Regions from separate parts of the Mus musculus genome. Here regions 1 and 3 are each linked to region 2. A link is a loop called in an ENCODE intact Hi-C map of the cell type or tissue named here. Cell type or tissue: left cerebral cortex. All regions are shown on one strand.

Region 1 (8,000 bases), 59 kb before region 2:
TAATTATGTGCATGAACGGAGAGGAAGTGTCCCACAGGAGTGCAGTACCTACAGAGGCCAAAAGAGGGTGTCAGATCCCCTGGAGCCAGAGTTGCAAACTCAGGTCCTCTGCAAGACCAGTAGATATCAACCATGACATCTTTCCAGCCCCTTATTTCTGGTTCTAACTGTTCTGTGAAATTGTGGTGGCCTCTTTTAGGTTATTAGATCTTTTATTCACACATGTGAGCCTCAAACAATTGGAAGGTTACTTTTGGAGCTTCCCCCCCCCCTCTGGTCTCAGGCATGATCTGAACTGTGATCTTGCCCCACAACATTGGCTCCCTTGTAAGGCGTCATGCTGGCACTTTGAATCTATCCCCAGAGCAGTATTCAGGGTAGAGGTGTTCCTCTGCCCACAGAGATGCAAAGAGGAATCAATTATGTGTAAAGTTATTCAGAAGGAAGCCACAGCTGGCCCTCAGGGCTGTGATTACCCATCTGGCAGACTCACCCAAGCAAAGAGTACCCCCAGTGGCCCACCCCTGTCTCCCCTTATTCACATTCAACCCCCTGTGGTCAGGTGTCACTTCATGTGGGATTTTGATCTTTCAGAGTATGATTCAGATACACAGAGAAAAGCCAAAGGGGCTTTGACAAAGTCAAATACACTGTCATCACCCAGTATAGGAGCCCACATCCTCGTTCACAGCCATGACTCACGCCCCAGACAGAGTTTTAATGAGGTTGGTTATCTGATATCCTAAATCACTGCAGATAATGAATAATATCAAATGTGGAAAGGGCAGGAAGTCGGAAGGCAGCTGATGGAAAAGCAAAATAGCAGTTGACAGACAGGAGAGAAATGGGGCGGAGAAGCTGTCTAAAGCATCTATGAGAGTCAAATGGCAGCCAGTTTGTGGTAGTGGATGTCCTTAGCTTTAAAATCAGCAGTTAGGAAGCAGAAGCAGTTAGACCTTTGAGTTTAAGGCCAGCCTGATCTATAGAGCCAGGAAAGCAAGGACTACATAGAGTCAGGGAGAGGGGGTTCAAATGACACAGCAAGTTGGGGCAGTAGTAGCTCAAGAAGATTCTAGAAGGAGCAGGGTGGAACAGATGCCCAAAAAAGTGAAGGCCAGGACTGGACCCACAACTTTTCTTCATTAAGCTTAAGAATCCTGGACTTCAACTACTCAAGGCTGAAAAGAATGGCCTAAGTCCTTGCCCAGCATATGTAGGAGTGCAATCCCTCCTCCACCTCATGAGTACATGGAGTTCTAGGAGCAAAGGGGCTGGAGCATCTCCAGAACACATGGCTCTACAGGTGACATTCAGGTCAGATGACCTAGTGTCAGAGAGCTTCCATGGGAGCAGAATGGGAGCAGAATATGGCCAAGGCTGAGGCAGCCAGTGACTCCTGTTCCTCAACCAGTCCTGTGCCCACTGTGCCTTAATAATCCAGGAACAGTCAGCCCACCCAGCCACACACCAATGCTCACAATCCTCCCACCGCCTCACTGGCAACCTTTGTAATTAAATGTTTTCAATGCGAGCAAGTGTAGGAACTTATTGCTTAGTGGGAAGAGAGATTATTGAGAAAGGGGGTGGGGGGGCATGTAGGTCTGCAGAAAAGCAAGATGATGCTCTGCTGCCTTTGTTAGGGGTTTATTGCTGTGAAAACACACTATGACCAAGGCAAGTCTTACAAAAACAAATATTTCATTGGGGCTGGCTTACAGTTTTAGGTGCTCAGTCCATTATCGTTATGGTGGCCTTTCCTGAGGAGACATGAAGAAATGTCTAATCACTTCGGATAAATGGCAAATGGCAGATGAAATACACAATTCTTCTCAGTTACAGCTCAGTGAATCAGTGGGTTGTTGGGGGTGGGGTTTGCTTAGAAGAATATGGATTAGGAGCTACTCACAAGAGCATGGGAGCCTCAAAAGGCATCAGTAGTGTGGGGAAATCCTAATGACTCCTGGAAGCTGTGTCCCTGGAGTTCCCAGGCCAACTTGCAGGCAGCTCTGCCCAAGAGTCTTCTACCCCCCACCCCCACCCCCAGGAATCCCTTATGCCTTTGTAACCTTGGAGAGGGGCCTTACAGCTTTTGTGAGTTCTTCGGTCTCATAGGGTAAGCTTCAGTAGGTTGCTGAGTCTCGGGAGCCTGCCTCTTCCCTCTGAGAGGGAGCATTTCCGTTGAGAAGAAATCACTGTAAGACCAAATGAGAGCAGTTAATATTGGTTCGTGTTCACAGAGGGCCATGCTTGTTTGGACCTGTGATGCTCTAGTGTATCTCGGCAGGAGTATGTCACCAGGGGAATCGTCATGGCATCTGGGAAGCAAAAGGAGAGGAAAGAGTGGTGTCCTCTTCATGAGCTGACCCCCCCCCCCCAATAACTAAGAACTCTTAAGTTATCACCCTAGTAGTACTACAGGGTGACCACAGCTGCCACTTATGGACCCTTTAGGGATCCTTGACCAAACAGCAGGCTATGGAAGGCCAGGGCTGGAGATTTGGCTATGTCAGTTGACCTCCAGAAGCAGGTGGAAAGCGCCTCTTCTTAATAATGAATCATCTTCATTTTGAGATATCCTCTCAGGAGATACAGGGAAAGGATCCAATGAGGTCATGAGAATCCATGTAAGAAAAACTGGATTGCTGTTGTTAAGTGAAATTACCCTAGAAAACTGTGAAGGGTAGAAGGGAGAAGTAATAGAGAAGAGATGACCTGAAGTTGAAGAATCTCAAATGACATCTCCTGATGCATCATAAAGGACCAGGAGAGGGAAGTTGGGGCTTGCACAGGGGTGCCCACTGCCCAATCACAGTGCAAGGCAGGGATACGACTATTCTCCTTCTCCTTCCCCATCTTCACAAGAGGAAGTCAACGATGTTCACAAACTGCCACGTGTGGGTGAGATCTTCGTTCAGAGAGAAATTCAAGCTTCATTTCTGCACTGTCTCAGTTCCCTGACTATGACAAAATACTCTTGGCAAAAAAACAACTTCAGGGAGAAAGGGTTTATTCTGGCCCACCATCTGAGCCACAGTTCATCGTGGTGGAGAAATGACAATGGCAGGAGCCTGGGAGGGCTGAGCACATCACATAGCAGTCAAAAAGCAGGGAATGAACAGCCCACCCTGCTCTTTGCTCCCTCTCTCCATTCACACAGGCCAGGATCCCAGCCAAGGAATAATTTCACCCAGTGTGGGTGAGTCTTCCCACCTCGACTAACACAATCAAGATCAACTCTCACAGGTACGCCCAGAAGCCTGTCTCCCAGATGACTCTAAATTCTGTCAGATTGAGTAACACTAACCACACATCCAGCAAAAGCAAACCAGAGAAAGAAAGACGCTGGAGTGTGAAATGATAGCATTGCAAGGCAGACTTGGACAGTATGCCTAGCTGGCTTGTCTCCAATTTGGCATGTAGCATGTAAAAGAAAGATGGAGAAAACTTTGATCTGAGTTAAAGTAGAAACTCCAAGTTAAAAATAAGTTCAGGGCTGGAGAGATGGCTCAGCTGTTAAGACCACTGGCTGCTCTTTCAGAGGTCCTGAGTTCAATTCCCAGCAGCCACATGGTGACTCACAACCATCTGTAATGTGATGTGATGCCCTCTTCTGGTGTGTCTGAAGACAGCTACAGTGTACTCATATACACAAAGTAAATTTTAAAATCTTTTTAAAAAAATAATAAGCTCAGGGAAGAACCTCTCTTGGGAAAACATGGGAACATTGCATGGGGGTGCTTAAACTTCCTCAGGGCAAGGCAATGGCACTCCAAGACAATATTGTCTTCATGACAAAAGCAGGGTACACCTTCTTATATTTGGGCATGAAGCCAATGGCAAAGAATATGATATCTAGATTTGATATCTAGAAATCTAGATGGCATCTAGAAAAATCTCCAGATTATACCGAGACATAGTGGATAAGGCAACACATAAGAGCCCAATCTGGATGGTCTCCCAGCCATCCTCCACTCCCCAGGCATCCAACCAACATGGCTCCTCTTCAGTTCAGCAAACACTGACTTCCGGGAAGCTCTCCACACTGGACTCTTGCCTGCTCCCTGGACAGACACATATGGTTTGAAGAACATAAATGAAAGCCAATTCTAAATGAATATTATACCATTGAGGAAAACAAAAAATTTAATAGTGCTAGCTATGAAAATTGAATCTTACCTCTCAGACCCTGGGGGGGGGGGGGAGTGACTGGATGGCTTCTATAAGGAGGCTGGATGGAAGTAGGGCTTCTGAAACAGAAAGGTAAAAAGGCTTTAGGATAATCAGTATGCGATCCAGATCAACACTGGATAGCTATCAGCGTTGCTGGTATTATTGCATTTCTGCTTTCTCTTCTGTGAATACATACCATTGCATCTGTTCTCCCTGTACTAAATTCAGAAGTGAAGTTGGACTGTAGACTTGAAAAGCTTGCCCAGCCTGCTGGCCTCTAACTTGGGAGCTACAGTTGGAGGGAACTCTGGGCTTTTGTTCTCAGGGTCTCCCATGGTTCCAAGGACAGCTATAGAGATGGTGTGGGATGGCACACTCAAGGTTAGGACTCATAGAGAATATAAAGGAGGAGGGTGACAATGAATGTACCTAATGTATGTGTGACGTCACTGCTAAAAATGGTCTTAAAGAACTGACAATGGCTCAGCAAACAAAAGTGACTGACCACACACACACACACACACACACACACACTGCACACTGCACACGCACACACACACACACTGCACATGCACATGTCATGTGGATTCTCTCCCTTGAGCCTTCTCACACACCAAAGATGATAGCGCTACAATTATTATTCCCACTTTGCACACGAGAAAACTGAGGAATGTTCTCAGGTCATGTTGTTAATAGGTTTCACGCCAAAAACCTGAATCCAGAAGTTTGACTCCACATTCAGCCATTAGCCTCAAAAATTCATTATGACAAAGAACAATATTATCATCATAGCCACACAGTAATTTCACAATCCCCACAATAACAAACTATAATCTGAAATTGTAAGAAAAGCAAACAAATAAACAAACCATTTTCCCCCAAAGTTTCTTTTTGTTAGGCTATTTGGCCACATGGCCTCAGAACAAGGAATGAAACTATAGCAGATCATTAATATCCTCACCCATATTTGTTCTTGCCTCAGTCTGTTGGGCAAGGTGGTTTATCTCCATCTCGCTGACAAGGCAACTGGGGACCGAGGAGTTACTAAGCCTAAGAGGCAAAACCAAAATATGACCCTCTCAACAGATGCACTTCTGAAAGTATGTACCAAGTTCAGAAAAGATTGTAGAGCAGTTACTTATCAGCCTTTCGATTCAGCTCAGAGTGGCAATTTTTAGTTGGGATGAGTTATGAAGACTTGAAATCCAACCACAGAGATAAAGTAGGTGATGCTGATTTCTTTCTGCTTATTTTTCTCCCCGTCTCATCCTCCCAAGGGCTGCAACGACAGCTGTGGGCTGCCATAACCACCTCACAGCATGATATTTTGTTGTGACAAGAAGCACTGCGAGAGCTGCAGACTCTCCAGATTCTTTCATCTCCTAGTAGAGATGAAATGGTAGAGATGATGTTTACAATATACATGTGATGAGTGAAAGGAAAGAAAGGGTGTGGATTAGGGGTGTAGCTCATGCTAGAGTTATGTTAGCAGGGCAGGTGCTTTCTCTCTCTCCACATCCTCTCCCTCCCCCTCCCCCTACCCTCCCCCTTCTCTCTCTCTCTCTCTCTCTCTCTCTCTCTCTCTCTCTCTCTCTCTCTCTCTCTCTCTCTCTCTCTCTCTCTCTCTCTCTCTCTCTCTCTCTCTCTCTCTCTCTCTCTCTTCCTGCAAAGGACTCTCCCTCCTTGCCATCAACAGACCTCTGCATTGGCCGGGAGGATGGCTTCTCCCCTTCAGCTTCTTATGACTGACATTATTAACAGAGAATGACAACTCTTCCTGATTGGTCCATATCTTAGACATAGACCATATCCTCAGTTCTAAGCACACCATGGCAACTATCTTATAAGTCTGAGATGGGCTCAGGGTCTAGAGGTAGAGGATGATGCATCAAACCATGACAGAATGCCATGTCCACCACAGTCTCCAAAAAAAGTCAAAGATCCAGCTCTAATGACTCCAAATGTTGAGAGAGACAGAGACAGACAGACAGACAGACAGACAGACAGAGAGGGAGACAGAGAGAGAGAGGGAGACAGAGACAGAGACAGAGACAGAGACAGAGACAGAGAGATTCCTAGATCCAGAGAAACAGGTTCAGTGAACTCATGAGCTTTCTTGCAGGTACCAGACTGTGGAGCTTGGCAGTACCAGAGGTAGGTTTTTAATGCCACAAGGCCATGCTTCTTCCCCGTGGTCCAGTCTTCCCAGGGGTTTGAGGTTTGAGATAGAACATTTATGGTTGAGCTCTGCCACTGCTGTGGTTCAAATAAGACAAGTTTAGTAAAGGCCTAAAACTCACTGCCACATCCCGTCCTGCTGGGATAAATGAGGTGATTCAGAAACAAAGAAAAATGCTTTCCAAGAAACAAATCTCACCTTACAATTCTTCCTGGAAGCTCTAATCCAACTTCCTGAAGATATTGACAAGCAGCAAGAGATGAACTGTGGGCATTTCTGAGATGCATCAACAGACCTTCCTAATCTTCCCCTGCCTCCTCCTGGCGCATTGGTTAAAGAATAAGCATGTGACTCTAATTTGGCTGATCACAGGCCTCCATTGTCTCAACCCAAACTCTGATCCAATCCAGGCTAGTCAGGTCCTTCCTTGGGATTGTCCAGTTGAGAGCCCTGCCTTGGTGCTATAAGAAGCTGAAGGAGAGAAACCTCTCTCCCTGCCAGTGGCAGGATAGGTTGAGGGCAAGAAGGGACCACCACCATGGATTTTGTCTGGAACTCGGGTCCCCATACTAGTGTGGCAAGTGTTTTGCCCATTAAGCCATTTCTTCAGCCTTCATAATCCAGAGACACTAGAGGCCATCTAAGCCCATGCCCACAGACTCCAAGTCTTGGACTCTTTCTGTTGTAGCACTGACATTTCTGTGTGGGAGGAAACGGAAACTGACAAAATAACAAGAGATAGAATCAGGGAGCAGGTATTTTGCAAGCTATTTGTGGGACTCGGTTGGTTCCTTGGCCCAAATGGAAGTTGTGAACAGTTGTTTCTAGCTGTCCCTCAGGGGACACAAAGGTGTATCTTGGCAAGTGGACAGTGTTCCAATAAGTGAAGGGAATCTAGACCTAAGGGCCATTTCTCTTGCAGTGACCAGTGATGGCACTGCCAGTCTTCCTGTTGGCCTGAAGCATACATTTTAAGGTTTCCCTTCAGCTAACCCTTCAGTCACGATAGAAAGGAAAAGGGGAGTCAGGGCAAAGAAGGAATGAATGCCAGACTGCACACTTGGCAGTGGGCTTGCGACAGGAAACGCACAAAAAACTCATTCCTGCCTAGAGAGTCAACGGAAGCTTAAGCCAATTCATTTCATTGCAAATTAAACCTTCAGTATCCCGAGCGCTCAGCTGCTAGCAACACCATGAACTTATCAAGTTTCATAAGTTAGAGGTACACAGGGTGATTCGAGAGCAGACTTGAGGGGGAGACAGGAAGAAACACATCCATCAGCAAATAGGAACAGGAGTCAGAGCGCATCTCTGTCTAAAGAGCTTAGGTGAACAATTAAAACCTTCAGGCAGCATGCAAACAGTAGGAGGAGAAAAGTCCTTCAGGGGGGAAACAATGAAATTAGTAAAATGTCATAGAAAAGAAAGATGTGTCATCACCAGCTACCAAGAAATGGGAGCAAGCAAGTGATACCTGAATGCTATGAAATTAACCAAAGCTGATTGCAGAGGTGCAAGGAGTACGGGTCTGCACCCTCACAATCAGCACTAGAAAACACTTTAATATGAGTAATGTAAAAGGAAAGATTTAGAGTGACGGACACATCATGAATGCTTGTACAAGAACAAACGATGTTTGGGTGATGTGGAG
Region 2 (8,000 bases):
TAGTGTCCCTAGAGGCTCTGAGTGCTTAGCAAAGGACTTCAGGATTTCCAGTGGATCATTATCCTTCTCAAGGACAGGAGAGTCCCCAAAGCACAGACCCAGAGTCAGCAAACTACAGCTCATAGGCTAAAATCTGACTGCGCTCTATTTTTGTCAATAAAGTTTTATTAGAATGTTCATTCACGGGCTGTGAATGGCTGCTTTTGCACTTCCGGGGCAGAGTCGAACAGCTGTGAGCAAGACCTCGAACCCCACAAGCCTAAGTATTTGTCATCCTTAGAGAAAGTCAGGCAGTCTTTGATGGAGTGTCTGTAGGAGGGGCGGTGTTAAAGGGTAGAAGCGAGGGCGCTGGGGGGAGGAGCAAGTACACTTAGGGCAGCCCAGGCCGAAGCCACGCCCACACCTCAGTCAGCAGACTTGCTCCTTTGCTTCTAAGACACACAGATCTAGGCAAGGATCTGCGGCTCTCTATATTTTGGAGCTGTGTGTTCTCTGGGAAGTTACTCAACGTCTCTGTATCCATGATTTCTAAGCGCTCCTCACCGGAATGTTATGAGACTGACATGGCTGACAGGCAAGGGTGGTTCAGAATTCAAATTCCTTGACAGCGAGCATGGCCTCCTCATTGCCACCAACACTGCTGCATTGGCAGGGATGCACTTGCTTGGCAGGTTGCTTTTGTAATCCCCAATAGCATTACCCCCCCCACACACACACGGGGAAACAGGCAGGCTGAGCTTCTGGAAGCTTCACAGCCATGCGGCTATGTCTGTCACTGACTGCTTCCAGAGTGTAGCCAAGAAGGCCAGCAGACATGGAGACACTTGTGCTAGCTTTAAAAGGTCCACACCCTGAGGCCTGCACAGTGAAACTGCCGATCTCCTCCAGTTTGTCAGTGACTGGTAGGTTTAAGCACTTTGAGATGGAGACTTAGCTCCACCACAGAACAAATAACTCAAAAAGAATACAGAGACCCCTGGCTTGCGTTGTCTTTCTCTGTGCCCTGGCAATGTCTAACCTTGCACTGCAGATTTGGGGGGACCTACACTGACTTGCTTCAGCGAGGGCATAAGCCAACTCACCAGCTCTGAGCACATACAGTCACCCCCTCTGCCTTCTGTTTAACCAGCCTTGCAGGCTGCAGGTCCAAGGCTATATCATCCCTTGGTGCTCTCCCACGCTGAGATTCTGTCTGTGTTCATCTTCTTTCCCAACTCGTAGACTGGTTGGCTAATGCTTGCAGGAGCATCCAGCCTACAGCCCACAGGTTATATGCAGCCCAGGAAAGACATAATGCAAACCAATATAATGTTGTAAACTTACTTAAAGCATCACACTATACTTTTGAAGCTTGACTGTGCAGTCCTCAAGTAAGAACTCTGTCAAAGACAACACTGTGTCTCAGTGTCACACTTAATAAACATATGTATGTTCCCCAAACCTGAGGGTTATGGATTGGACATTCTTGAGATCTAAACATGTTGCCCGAGACAATCTTTTGTCTTTGTCCAGTGTTGCCCAGAGAAGCTAAATGGTTGGGCATATCTCCTTTCTAAGGGCATTAATTGGCCTAGTCTATGCCTTTAGGCAAGTGCAACAGGCTATGAGATGCTTTAGTCCCACCCCTTCAGGAAGAGGATGCTGCAGTCCCAGCCATTCAAGAAGAGGATGATGTGGTCCCATCTCTTCAAGTAGGGGAAGCTATAGTCTCAGCCCTTCAGACTCAGAGCTCACTCTCCAACTGCCAGCACAGGCTGCTCAACACTCACAGTGGAGGTCTCTTGTTGTCTCTCTGGACAGAAGAGTAGCCACCTCTTATGAATGCTCAATGAGGATGCTCAAAGGCCAGGAACCCAGCCTTCATCTGAATTCCTTGCAGAGACATCCCAGATTGCAAGATCTTTGTAAGCCTTGTGTCACATTTCCCAGAAGACAAGGCCACCATGGCATCAGGACAGAAATAGAGAGATAGAGAAGCCAGAGTGGAGGCATGCACAAAAGTTGCCTGGGAAGGGAGCCAAGACACCAAAAGAGACCTGAGCCCAGGAGAAACTACTCCAAGGAGGGATGCCTGGAATACAGGATTCTTCCTAAACACCCAGGTCTGAGTCCCCCCCCACCCCAGACCCCATTCCTCTCCAAGACATGTCTATCCTCTGAGTGTGGCTTTCCTCTTCTGGACATTGAGGCCACATAGGAAAGTGGGAAAATGGAGAGGATCTTAAAGACAGAGTGTAAGGACTTCCTGTCACTGTGGATAAAAGACAGGATCAACTATTGTCATTCATTTAAGTCCAAGGACAGGCTCCTGATTAGGAGTTAAATAAACTGCCCTTAATTCCTTTAGCACAAGAAAGAAAGAAAGAAAGAAAGAAAGAAAGAAAGAAAGAAAGAAAGAAAGAAAGAGAATCAAAGAAGAGGGAGTGATGGAGGGAGAAAGAGAGAAGAGAAGAGGAGAGGAGAGGAGAGGAGAGGAGAGGAGAGGAGAGGAGAGAAGAGAAGAGAAGAGAAGAGAAGAGAAGAGAAGAGAAGAGAAGAGAAGAGAAGAGAAGAGAAGAGAAGAGAAGAGAAGAGAAGAGTCCTGAGATCAGATGGATACACTAGAGAAACTCAAAAGAATCTACTTGGGAAAACGTACACTGCCATCACTGTAATTAGCCCAGCAGGGTGGGTTTCTGCAGCAGTGAGACCTCCATCCTTCAGGGGACTCACCAGAAGAGTCAGCTATAGAATCCTGTCTCCCGCTGTCCTGAAATAATAATCACACCCTCCCTATGGGTAGAGGTCTTGGGCAGATGCCCAAGGATATCCACCCAGCAAGGCTGGTCCCTGCCAGAAAGGGAAGATGAATGGGTGGGTATGCTGAGCCATCCACTTGCCACTTGCCAGTCATTTGCCCAGAAGCTGCCTGGGGGTGGGGGCATCAAACACCTATCCACACTCTGTATCCAATGAATTTATCCTCAGCAGATCTAAGCTGGCACTTGAGGACCCGTGTAGACTCATCAAGTTCCTGGGCACAGGGATTCACACATTGAGTGAAATGCTCTGCTCTGAACTGAGAGTGGCATCATCTGGGGGAGAGGCAGGAGAGGCTGGGATATGCGGACACCTGAAAATGGGAGCTCCCACTGCCAGGCAGGAGCATGGGCAAAAGAAACAACACAGTGCTAGCCAGAGCCAGGTGCTGGGGTGCCATGCACCTGATAGAGTGCCTCCCATGCGCATGAGCCATGGGGGGTGGGGAGCGGGGAAGAAGCAGAAGGCTGTGGGGGATAGCACCAAGCATTCCATCCCCACCAGACCAGTTTTACCCAAGCCCCTAGAATCCCCCCTTTTGTACTTCCGGACACTCACTGTAACCTGCATTGAGGGCCCAAATAGCCCAGAACAGCTGGCAGACAGCTGGCCACAGCCCCAAAGGCTGTGTTGTTCCTGAGGCAACCCAGGCATTCACACACAGTGCAAACAAAGGTGTACGGTTCCTCTCCTCTGAGTCATAGCCATTAGCCACCTCATAAGAGTCTTAGCCAAGAAGCCAGCCTCCTGGGCAAGACTTTCCCTAAAATATGTAAAACTGAGGGGAAGCTCCTGTTACAACAGGGACTTGTGCTGGGGTAGCAAGGGGGCTCTGACAAGCCTTTCAAACTGTTCCTTCTAAATGCATGTTTACAGAAAGATGGGGTTTCAAGATATGCCACAGGGATGCATCTTTGCAAAGACTGAACGTTTCCAACTACGATTGTTCTAGAACTCTCTGTGGTGTGCTAGCCCCATGCATTTCGGGGCTGGGGTGGAGAGCATCTCGGTTACTGAAGTTAAAACAGCCTTTGCTCAGGCTCTGGTCACATCTGGCTAACATGCGAGGCCATTGGGTCGGGCTGCAGGAGAAAAGCCATATCTTCCTCCATACTCCATATCATTAGTTCATATGGAAGCATGTGAGAGGACAGGGACAGACTCGGGTCACAGACTACATCCTCAAGCTCTTCTACTCAGAGTGTTTCTGCGGGCCAGAACACAGATGCTCTGTGGTTACCACTGAGCATCACGTGCACATTTGCCAAAGATGCAGGCGCTCGGGCTCCACCCCCCGAGGTCCTCAGTCAGATCATCCTTTTAACCAGGACCTCAGTGATTTGTGTGCAACTAAAATTCTTTCCAGCTCTCCCAGCTCATACGGCTAGAGAATGGAGAAAAAGACGAAAGTAACTGTCTGGTGCTTTCAACTCTTAATGCGTACCTGCTTCTTTGTACAGCAAGCTCCTACTCAGCCATCAGAAACCCTTTCAAACATTGATTCCTCTCTGAAACCCTCCTGGTCCCTCCACATCCCCCAGGGATACAGAATCAGCCACTGCCTGCCTCGGACGAACATTCACATTACATGGGAAATGAATACTTCTAGTGTGGAGTCAACCCATCATGTTCTCATTATTTTTTAATACTCCTGGGCTGGAGACTACGTCCCGTTTGATTCTGTGTCCCCGGCTGCAAGCAGAGACTGGAAAATAAGAAGAGGTCGATAAGGGACTGACCTGAATTGAAGCATGAAATTAGCAGACAGGAAGTCTTGATAAATCGGCCACCTCCTCCTCCACCACATCGGAAAGGCAAAAAGACAATCTCCCTGGTAGATGACAGGACATGGCCTGCTAACTGGGTGACTGGACTCAAATGCAGTTCCCTCTGGGAAAATTAGGTTCACACTCAGAGAGCGGGGTGGGTAGAGAGAGAACAAACCAGCTTGGGTGATTGTTCAGGTGTGAGGTGTGGCCAAGGGGGCAGAGGCCTGACACAGAAGCGCCATCTCCTGGCCAAGAACTGCCAGTGACTAGGACCCAGGAACACGCAGCCCAGTAAAACCGAGGACAGCTGGCCTCTTCTCCCCCTCATCAATGGTCTAGCTGGGACACTTCCAAATCCAGAGCTAGGCACTCCTAGCTTTCAGCACCCCAGGCCAGCTAGCTGCTACCCCTGCCCTAGCCAACCATACTACTGTTCTCAAAACCAGTCCTCCCACACAACCTGGCTCCCTAAGGCCTTGGCATTTGTTAAGAGTTGCTTCGTATTTTTCAAAAGCAGACACCGTTATTAGGCAGAAGAGACCACTCAGCTGGGAAAGCGCTTGCCTTGCAATCATGAGAACCTAGTTAGATCGACAGCACCCATGTTGAGAAGCCAGCACAGTGGTCCAGGCTCGCCCTCCCACTGTTGAGGAGACGGAAATGGAAACTGAGGCTTTCATGAGCCAAGTGGCCTGAGTCAGTGAGTTCCAGGCCAGTGAGAGGCAATGTCTCAAAAGCAAAGTGGAAGGCACCTGAGCCACTGGTAACATTGACCTTGGGTTTCCACATGCACACGTGTACAAGTGCATGAGAACCTAAACACACATGCATAACCATTCATATACATGCATCCACTCTCACATGAGCAGAGCTCACACACACATACACACACACAAAATACATGCAGGCACACTAATGCTCCCTGAATCCCACATGCACCAACATACACACAAACACACATGACATGCAAATGAACCAACACCCACACAAGTAAATATACAGTGCATTCACAACATTCACATGTACACACATGTGTATGCCCAAATGCAAATGAACCAACACCTACACAAGGAAACACACAATGTATACACACTCATGAACCCAACGAACATGAAAGCAAATGCATGCACAAAGGCAAACACAATTATACAACACCCATATGAACACACATGAACATACAACACATACAAACACACACCAAAATAAATATACATATGCAGAGGTTCACCCACAAGCCTACACCCACATAAATACACACACACACACACCCTTAGTCATGCACCCATACCCACACATAAACACATGGGCATACACAGACGTGTGCCAACACACACACATACATGAGGACACTCACATGTATAAAATGAACAATCACATAAATCACAGGTGATTTATTCCAAACTACCAAGAGTGGTGTGACCGAAAGTCATGCTTCTAGCCAAGGAAGCAATGGGAAGAGAAAGGAGAGAGATGGTGGGGGCGTGGTTAAGGCAGCAGAGACATGCAAGGCTTTAGGGGTTTGGAACCTGGAGTTCTGAGCAGCCTGTCGTAGGCAGGGGCATGATAGGGTGGGGCACACACAAGGAGGCTCAGAAAAACCCGGATGTCAGGATGATCAGACCAGAGAGGAAGTGTCTCCTCTGTTCCTGCGGGTCTTCAACAGGGCACACAAAGCAGCATTAGACAAGAGCCCGAATTCCTGATGCCAAGGTTCCCCTCAGAGGCAGGAGCAGAGCGAGGGACAATTCAGCCTGTCCCTCTCCTATGGGAGGTTACATGGGGTCTAAGGACTATGTCCGAGATAGGAAGTGTGGAGTCTGTCTCCTTCAGTTTCCTCCCGTTCCGGTTGAGCGTATCTACTTACTGAGTTTGATGAGAATTGGAGATAGTCCAGGCAAGCACAGGTGAGCATTTGTCTGCCTTCTCAAACTGATACCCAGAAAGGGGGTCTCCCTCCATCACGGCTGCTACCCCTCTTTCTCGGACAGGAATAGCCCTGATGCTACTGAGAGGCCCCAATCCTACAGATGGTAACAAGTCTCTGATGCGGACTTGCTCCTTCCTGTGTGTGAGGACCTGTCAGCAGAGCCTAAAGAAGTCTAGGAGCCTTACAGCCTAGCCACTGGGAGGTGCCTTTGGGTGCTCTCACCTTCTAACTTTCCAGAACAAAGTGGTGGGGTGAAAGCAAGCAGGCCCCAGCCCCAGCCCCAGCCCCAGCCCCAGCCCCAGCCCCAGCCCCAGCCCCAGCCCCAGCCCCAGCCCCAGCCCCAGCCCAGGCTCTGCAAAAAGTTTGTTGTGGCCCAGGCTGTAGGCTTGGCTCCCCAAATCTAAAACCTCTCGGGCTTCAGGCTAAGCCCCCAGATCCAAGGCCTCCTGCTACCTTTGGCCTCCTTTCTCCCAGCGCACTGGGACGCCGGTCCTATGGGGAAAGCTGTGCAGCAAGCCTCACTCACTAGTCCTCAACATTCATCAAACCTTTGTGAGTTGGAGAGCTAAAGTCACTTGCGGCAGAACCCAGGGAGACGGCTCCATAAGTGCTCACATCCTTCCTCCTCCAGGAGCCAAAGTAGTTGAAAACTGCTCATCTGATGGCAATGTTTAGCCTGCAGAATCAAGCTGGAGGGTGTTCCAGGGCCAAGAAGGAAAAACCTGCCCAGTGTCCCTGTGCCCACCCTCTCCATGGCTTTCTACTGGGATAGGTCACTGAGGAACAAGGCCCTCCAAGGTGTCCCCACCATAGGCACTGCAGGCACTACAGGGAACTTTCCTTATCCTAAGGGCTAGACACAGAGGATCAGGGACTGACAAAGGGGCCCTGACCCAGCATCTCAGAACCAGTTAGTACAGGAGACAGGGCTGGAGGTCAGGTCTAATGGTTGACAGGATTTCCAGTCATCTCTGAACATGTCTGTGAGGATGACATTTCCAGAGAGGCTTACACAGGGAAGAAAGACCCGACCTGAATATGGGTGCCACTGTCTGTAGGCTGCAGCCTAGACTGAACAAGGAGAACTCCAGCTGGGCAACAACACTCGCCTCTGTCTGCTTTCTGCCAATGGCCTCAATGTGACCAGCCGCCTGCTATCACCCCTTCCCACCATGACGGACTGTACCCTCAAACTGCAAGCCAAGAGAAACCCTTCTTCCTTAAGTGACCTTTGTCACAGAGACAGGACTAATACTAATACAGCGGGTATCCCTCAGACTTGCCCTAAGAAGCACCCATCTGGGGTCTGCCGCCATTGGTATTAGAGTCCCTCTACACCACAGGGGCTAGGACCCTTAAATCCTGCTGAGGACGCAGCTAGGCCTGGAGCTTTATTTAAAAATTCCCACTTTAGCCTTGTACCTCACACAGCTCTCCGGCTGTGGCTGGTCATTTCCTGGTTCAGGACGCCTCAGATTGAGCTGTCAACTCTGGCCAAATTTGCT
Region 3 (8,000 bases), 270 kb before region 2:
AAAGAGGACATTAATAAGAATCAGTTAGGATATGGTGGGCTCCAGTCGTGTGGTGGCTGTTCAAATTCAGAAGACGGTACCTGGGACGGGGTAGAGGAAAGGAGACAGAAACAGAACTGGGGCTTTGTCATCCACTATCTCATATAACCACTAGATGGCACCAAACACAAACCATGCTGTATTCCAAGAGAGCAGGCCAGGTTAACCTTGATGCTAAAGAATTTCTGTACTGAGCTCTGGAAGAGTCTTTAAACTACGGTACGTACAAGTGACTCTAGCCCAAGCAGAGATGGCTGTTTGGATGTCACTAAATCAAAAGTATTTTGTATTTAATGCTAAAAAAGGATATCAAAAAGAAGCACTTAGGAGATGATGGGTTCCAGTCACGGGGTTGGCTGTTCAAATGCAACTCTGGTATACAAGCACCTGTATCTTCAGTATCTCCCTAGGACGGCACAATTGCTACCCCAGCTTTACAGCTAATCCAGAGATGTGAAAGACTGTTTCTTGCTCAGTGCCATGCAGGTAGAAAGTGGCCAACCTTGGATTGAGTCCATATTACTCGCACCTACATCATGACACATATCCCAGAGATATGACTGAAAGCCACTGGGCCACCAAGCCCACAAGTCACCATAACAAATACAAGCATCTCTTTTCATCCCTACATCCCATTATCCTAACCATCAATTTTACAAGAGCAGATTCTAACAGCTAGTGGAGGAAAAATGCTACTTCCCCAAGAAGCAAAAGATATTAACAGGGGATTCCCTAGAACTGTAGTGAACTGCTATGTGGGTACTGGGAAATGAACTCGGGTCCTCTGCAAGAGCAGCAAGTGCTCTTAACCACTGAGCCATCTCTTCATTCCCAAGAGTCTTTTTGACTGTTACCCCCCCCCCCACCCCCCGCCCGGCCCCTGCCATCTTCTTAGGACCCCGACTTCTGCAGCCACTACTCTACCCTCTGCTTCTAAGTTGAGTTGCTTTAAATTCCAGACAGAAGTGAGAACACACTGTGTCTACTGTGCCTGACTCATATCACTGGCGTGATGTTGCCCAGTTACTTTAATATTCTCAACGAATGACTGAACTCCCTTCTTTCCAAGGTTAGGCAGTAATCCATCATGCAGGTGTGGCACATTTGCTCTGCCCATTGTGTGCCAAGTGAATACCTCTGCTGCTCCCATTTCTTGCCTTTGTGAGACCAGTGCACCAATGGACTTGGGAGCACAGACATCTCATTAAAGGAGTCATTTCAGATTCCATGGGTAAACTTCGGATCGTCATTGATTACTCTTACTTGCATCGCTCTATTGGAGGAGTTGTACCTGTAGTTTTCATCAGTGGGTTTTATCTTTCAATGTCATTTCCCACTGGATAGCATGACTCTGTGGTGTAGTTATCTCTTCTAAATTGAAACATTTCTGCCTAGAGGGTGATGGGGGAGGCCCATGAGACGTGATGACCTAATGCAGCTTGCAAGGCTCAAGATGATGATGAACATGGGCTGGAGAGATGGCTTATCGGTTCAGAGCACTGACTGCTCTTGCAAAGGACCTGGGTTCAGTTCCCAGGACCGACACGCCTGCTCACACTGTCAGTAACTCCAGTCTCTGGGATTCTGGTGTCCTCTTCTGGCCACCAGTAGGCACTGCCTACCCATGGTCCAAATAAAGACAAGCAGGTGACACACAAAATAAAACTGAATGTGGTTTAAAATAAAGGCAACTCATCAAACTCAGGACTTGGGAAATTCGGAAAATTCTGAGATTTACAAGACTGCCCCCACTTCCCAAGAATATACAGGCTGTAAATGATTACTGGGGCAGAGGAGACTCTCCTATCTTCCATGGAGCTGCCTCCAAGTTGGGAAGGGACCTTTAAGGATGCAGCTTTTTGGAGTCCTTAACTGCTGTCTTCATCATTCATGGAAGTAACGCACCCTTGTTCCTGAAGTAACCACAATAAACCCACCGTTTCACTGCACTAGACTTGGGTGGAATACTTGCCTTGGTCAGTCATCTATGCTCTGTATGATATGTTCTGTGTGTTTTGTCTGATCCAGGAAGTAAGCAAAAATGAGGGTACAAAGAAAACACGGAAAGACATGGAATGTCTAGCTAGGGCCACACTTGCCCACTGAGGTGCAGGGAGAGGAAGAACAGCAGTGGTGTAAAGTGACAGCAGGATCCTACCTCTAGTATCCTCACTCGTGCAGGCAAACACTCTTGGGGAGACCCCAAAATGGCCAGGATGTGAGGCCAATGCTTGTTCTGACCCTGCTCCTGTAACAGAGAAGACCTTATGATACAGACTTGAGCTCCATCCCAGAGATAGCTGGCGGAGTGCAGAAGAGAGTCCAGGAGAAGTGACATGAAAAGTCACATCATGGCATTTAAAAGATTAATTCAAGGCCACTTAGAGAAATGACTGCCGAGCAACCAGAATGGTGACAGCTGAGACCTGGGCACAGGGATATGGAAATCCCACAGGATTTGGGGATCCTAGTGCTCTGGGAAACTGCGACATCAGGAGAGGTTAGAAAGGTATTGAAGGGCAGGCTAGCCCCAGTGCCAGGAGCCATTAGGCGATGTGGCTAGTCTAGACCAAGATGTGTGCCAAGTGTAAAACGCCTTCCAGATTTTGGAGACTCAGTGGGAAGAGAGAAAGTTAAATATTTTTATATTGTTTGCCTGTAGAGATGATAATATTTGGGATATATTTAGCTCAATAAAATATACTGTTAAAATTAATGTCACCTGTTTGTTTTTACTATGTGAAAGTGGCTACCAGTTGATGGCTGGTATTTGGTCTCCACAGGCCACACTGGGCCTATTGGTGGCAGGGGTTGGGGGAGCATCCAGTGAGACCATAAAGGGATGAAGGCTTAGCCTGGGATAAGAGAGACACCAGACTTTCTGCCCAGAGGAGGGTTTAGGAAGAGGGAGCTGGGGTTAAGGAAGGATATTTCAAGCCAGTGGAACTTTCTAAATCAGAAACAGGGCAGGAAGGTGAGTGAGCTCTTCAGAAGAGAAAAACATCCAGCAGGTCAAACTTGCATTGCTGCACAGTGAACAAAATCCAACAAAACCAAACCACGGGATCCCATTACATCCCTCTGTGGCTCATCCCTACTTCTCTACCCCCTACCCCCGCCCTCCTCACCACCAGTTAATCACAGAACCTAGCCTTCCTGCAGGATGTAAAACACAAAGCCAGAAAGATCACTTTCAGGGCACAGGAAAGTAAAGAGGAAGTGCTCAGGAGAAGGCTTTGCTCCTCTTGTTAAAGAGCCAAGAGAAAAACTGAAGCCCATGGGCCCACAGGCAGCAATTCCCAACAGTGTGGTCCTTTGTGCCTTCCTTCAAGCCGGCTGACAGGAAGGGCTGTTACCATGGAAATGGTCCCAGCCAGGAAGCACAGTGGAGCAAACACAGACAGTCTCAGGGCTTGCTCTGTCCACAGAGCCGACCAGTTGGTAAATATTACACCAGGCGCATACCAGAGACACAGAGCAAACAGTTTGTCATCTGGGAGCTGCACTGGCCTGGCTCCAGGGGGAGTGTTACGCTGGGAAAGTGCAACGCTTGGATCCCATATTACCAGGGCATTGCCCAATGGGAGAGAGAGCCATCGTAAGATGTAGGGGGAGGACTGTATTATACTTGTGCTCTCATAGTATGTAACCTTGTAGGCACTGGTACCTGAAGAGACATTAAGTCATTCTGACAAAGAAACAGGAAGTCGGTACCTTTCTGTTCAGTTTACTTACCTTCACCAGCGTTGGATGCCCTTGAGAGAGCCCAGGTTCAGCTCCCAGCACCCACTGGCAGTTCCCAGCAGTCTTTAACTCTAGTTCCAGGGTATTTGATGCCCTCTTCTGGTCTCAATGGAGTACTGCATATACATGATGCAAGTTTATACATGTAGGTAAAATACTCATATGTGTAAATTCATATATATATGTATATATATATATATGATATATATGATATATATATCATCTTTTAATAAACCCATCTTGTATACATCACAGGGTCAATGTGAGCATTTAACAGCTAAGGAATGAAATTAATATGATCCGATATACAGTAGGTGCTCGGTGAACATTACTTTCACTTTCTACTGCAGTAAACCCACATGTGCAGTACTTCCCTTCTGCACACAAGTATAGAACACCATCTTGCTTACTATTCATTGCTCTTAACTGCTCTTAACCTATTTTTCACAGTGCTTGGAATTGAATCTGCAGCTTCAAGCTGAGTCATGCTGTCTGCCCATGCGCTCTCATTTCAGGTAATACTACATCTCATGAAGAAAATCAAAGCTACCCTGACTTCCCCAGCACAGATGACTGGTTAAACTACCAGCTGATAAACCACTCCCCCCCCTTAAGCCACATCTTCTGCGTCCTCTGCCTATAGAATTGACAGTCTAGGTATAGACATGCCAGTCACTGGGGTTCCTCTAGCCAGAAGTCACTGCTCTAGTCTGGCAAGGTGTCCTTTGTTCTTGGAAAGTTTAATATCCAATGCCATAGGTATCAAAATATGTCCTCCTGACCCCTAGCCTGAGGTGACTAATACAAAAGCAGGTTCCTGGGCCTAGTTCTAAATCGGCTCAATCAGATCATCAGGGGACAGAGGCCAGGCACCTACATCTTCAGTGTCATTTTCAGAAGATATCTATGCCCAGACTTTCAAGAACTCAATTCTCTGAATCATTCCTGCTTTTTTTAAATCTTGGGTGCTTTATCCACTTGTTGTTTGTTTGTTTGTTTGTTTGTTTGTTTGTTTTTGGCTGGTTGGTTGGGTTGGGTTCTTGATTTTTTGAGATAAAGTCTCACTAAGTTGCCCGGGTAGGCCTTGAACTTACCACCTTCCTGTCTCAACCTTCTTTCCAGATAACTGAGATCAAGCCTGCCTTCTGCATTTCTTAAACTAATTCTGGGACTATCTGTGTCAGACTCTCTCCATGGAGGCTAGGTATGCAAGATGCAGGCATTACCTCATCTGAAGAGTGGTAGCCACTGGACTCAGAAATGGCAAGGAGAACAAGCCACAAAGGTGATTGCTAGACACACTAAGAGTGGAGAGCAGTTGGCCTGGTGAACTGTACTTCCTCTTGTGGTACACACATTTACAGCCTGGTGTAATTATCATTCTTACAGAGGTCAGGAGGACATATTTTGATACCTATGGAATAGGATAATAATAAACTTTCCAAGAACAAAGGACAGCTTGCTCATGACCTTGCCAGACTAGAGCAGTGACTTCTCGCTAGAGGAACCCCAATGACTGACAGGTTTACACCTAGATAATTATCATTTATTAGAGTTCACTCATCGGGGAAGGAGAGATCACTCAGTGATTATCAATACTTGGTCTGGCAAAAGAATAGGGTCCGGTTCCCAGCACCCACATGGCAGCTCACAACCATCTGTAATTCCAGTTCCAGGTGTTCTGCTGCCCTTTTCTAGTGGCAATTGCAGTTGCGTCCACACAGGCACACACAAACACACAACCACTCCCCAGACTCATGTGCAGACACATAACTTAAGACTCTTTTCAAAAGTCAGAATGCTGTGCATCGGCAGAGTTCAAGGCACTCTGGTAAACTTTGAGACTGGCTTTGGATTGTTTAATTGGACAATTTCCTATTAAAATTCTCCCATCCAAGTAAGCAAGAAATAACTAAAATAAGCACTTCCCTTTAGAGACCTGGAATGACTGTAGTATTTGGTGTTTCCTATAATTGGGAAATGTGTTTCTTTTTTTAAGCGTGCATTGCCTTCTGATGGAATGGGCAAATAACCAAATAGCCAAGTGTCTCTAACTCGAAGAATGAGGGGGTAAGGGGGAGTGAACCTGAAAGAGAAAACAATGGCAAAGCTTAGCTACTTGGTTTGTAACCAATTGTCCCCCCTGACTTGCTATGTCACCTCTTGAAGTACTAGGTCAGCCAAACAAAACAGAAATACAACACAGCCGTGACCGTGACAACCCTTGCCCAGGCTACCAATTTAGGATCCCTGCTTCAGTTGCTCCTTCCCTTATTCTAAAATGAACCAAGTATCTTAGTTCATGACCATTTCTAATCCAGAGGACCAAGTATGAACAAACTTAGCAAGCATAATCAAGTGGTAAGTGAGTGCCTGCCCTGTGCCTGGGGCTAGGGCTGGGGCTGGGGCTGGGGCTGGGGCTGGGGCTGGGGCTGGGGCTGGGGCTGGGGCTGAGGCTGGTCCAATTGCTATGCTCAAGGAGGTGGAAGGAGGGAAGTAGAATCAGCTGAAGAATATCTAAGAGAGCTGGTGGATAGCGCTGTCTTGGCAGGAGCAACAACAGGCTAACTAGTATCAATAATCTGTGCTCTATACCTCCCGAAAAGAGCTCTGAAATAGCTTGTATTTTAAAAAGATCATAATGTTGCTAATAAAATAAATGCTGCATTAATGAATTCTCACAAGGAAAAGGAATTAAGAAATAAGATATACAGTGGAATAGAGAACCCAGAATCTATGAGTAGCAACAAACGTACCTAAGCTCTTCCTAGCAGCCAGGTAGAAAAAACACACTGTAAGATTCTTAGTTTCATACATAGACATTCTTTTAAATTTTTTTCTAAATGAAACGTTTTCAAAGACCATTTTCAATGAACTAGAATGTCTCCTAGTGATTCCAACAGAAAGATTTGATGTTTTCCTGAAGACTGTCAGGCTACTTCTTCTGTTTGGATGGACTGCAAGCCCCATGAGATGCTAGAAAGCTACATATCATAGTCAAGTGAAGGGGACACCTCAGCAGTGTGCTGCGATGGATGTGGGGACTCATTGTTTAGGCTTCAAACACTCTGATAGAGCCATCACCAACATCAACACTGGTCTCTGCTACACATCCCCAGGAGTGGAACAACTCCAGGGTTGTAGATAGCTTTCCAGGAAAAACAGAATGGAAACTCTCCAAGACCCAGAAAAAAAAATAAGAACAATTCCTTTTTTGGAGAGGAAGAGCTACACGCATATGAAACATGGAGAAATATGGACTGTGTCTCCTCAAGAGATGATGACTCCAGAGGCAATAGATGGTCCCACTACCAACACCCAGAGAAGTCACAAAGCTTTCCACAAGAGGATCACTGAGGGGGTAGAAGAGGACACAATGGTTTTTGCTACACAAAGAGGAAGACCTACGTTCAAGTCCCAGCACTCACCCAAAAAGCCAGGCATGGTAGTGTGTATCTGTAATCCTACCCCTGGTAGACTGGAACAGATGGAATCTTGGAGCTTGATGACAAGCCTATTTAGCCAAATGAATGAGTCCCAGGTTCAGGAAGAAACCCTGATTTAAAAGCTGAGGTGGAAAGCAATCATGAAAGATATTCCATATTAATCTCGGACTTCTATACTTGGGCTCAGGTGTACACACATGCTCACACACATATACACACATATACATGCACACATGATCACAAACTTGCATGCACATACATGCATCACACACATACACACACATGCATACACATATGCATCATATATCATACACATATGCAAAGAAGAGGGGGCTGAGTCTTGTATTTAACTAATTCAGTGATCCCCCACTGCCTGAGTGACAATAAAATTGCCTAAAGACTATATACAAATGTGGGAAATAGGAAGACTGAGAACAGATACAAGGAGAAGGAACGTGGAGCTCTCCCCTTTCTTCTGAGTCTGGATGCTTTTCCGGGCTTGGATGACTATTACCAAGCCATAAAACTGAACAGATTAATCATTGTGTCTGTGAAGTTCTTTCATGGGAGACAACAGAAACAGATTTGGGTTAACTGAAGCAGAGAAGAAATTTATTAAAGGACGTAGAGTCTGAGGATCAGAAAAAAAGAAACTAGAAGAAATAAAACGGACTCAAGAGGCAGTGACCAGAGCATCTACAGTGTGATAGCAAATTCACAGCCAGTGTCTTCAAGATTGAGCCTCCTCAGCCAATCAGCAACCATGGATCT

The links. A loop is a pair of places that touch in the nucleus more often than their neighbours do. Peaks named below come from ENCODE experiments on the same cell type or tissue, not always from the same donor. Only the 100,000 strongest peaks of a DNase experiment are listed, where the experiment ranks them.
Region 1: it touches region 2 in a loop (2.0-fold over the local background); 2 of 42 quality-filtered maps call a loop at or near these places.
Region 3: a loop joins it to region 2, with 3 times the contacts of the local background. A loop is called at or near these places in 18 of 42 quality-filtered maps.

The regions. Positions count from the first base shown.
Region 1 is chr6:112,421,039-112,429,038 of GRCm38, forward strand. It overlaps Gm40395 (a long non-coding RNA gene), which reads right to left and starts at 3,473. Exons shown (of 3, transcript XR_869358.1): 1 at 2,516-3,473; 2 at 2,085-2,192; 3 at 1,695-1,757. In left cerebral cortex, CTCF peaks have their summits at 39 (motif pointing right) and 3,608 (motif pointing left); DNase peaks (open chromatin) are centred at 2,949, 3,236 and 5,378; H3K27ac peaks cover 285 bases.
Region 2 is chr6:112,479,702-112,487,701 of GRCm38, forward strand. The region is part of intron 1 of Oxtr (oxytocin receptor); the gene reads right to left. Among named protein-coding and RNA genes, the nearest start is that of Oxtr, 6.1 kb to the right of the region's middle. In left cerebral cortex, a CTCF peak has its summit at 4,811 (motif pointing left); a DNase peak (open chromatin) is centred at 4,803.
Region 3 is chr6:112,207,285-112,215,284 of GRCm38, forward strand. It overlaps 1700054K19Rik (RIKEN cDNA 1700054K19 gene), which reads left to right and starts at 3,424. Exons shown (of 3, transcript NR_027865.1): 1 at 3,424-3,480; 2 at 4,234-4,298; 3 at 4,906-5,235. In left cerebral cortex, CTCF peaks have their summits at 152 (motif pointing right), 1,663 (motif pointing left) and 3,874 (motif pointing left); DNase peaks (open chromatin) are centred at 161, 3,374 and 4,311.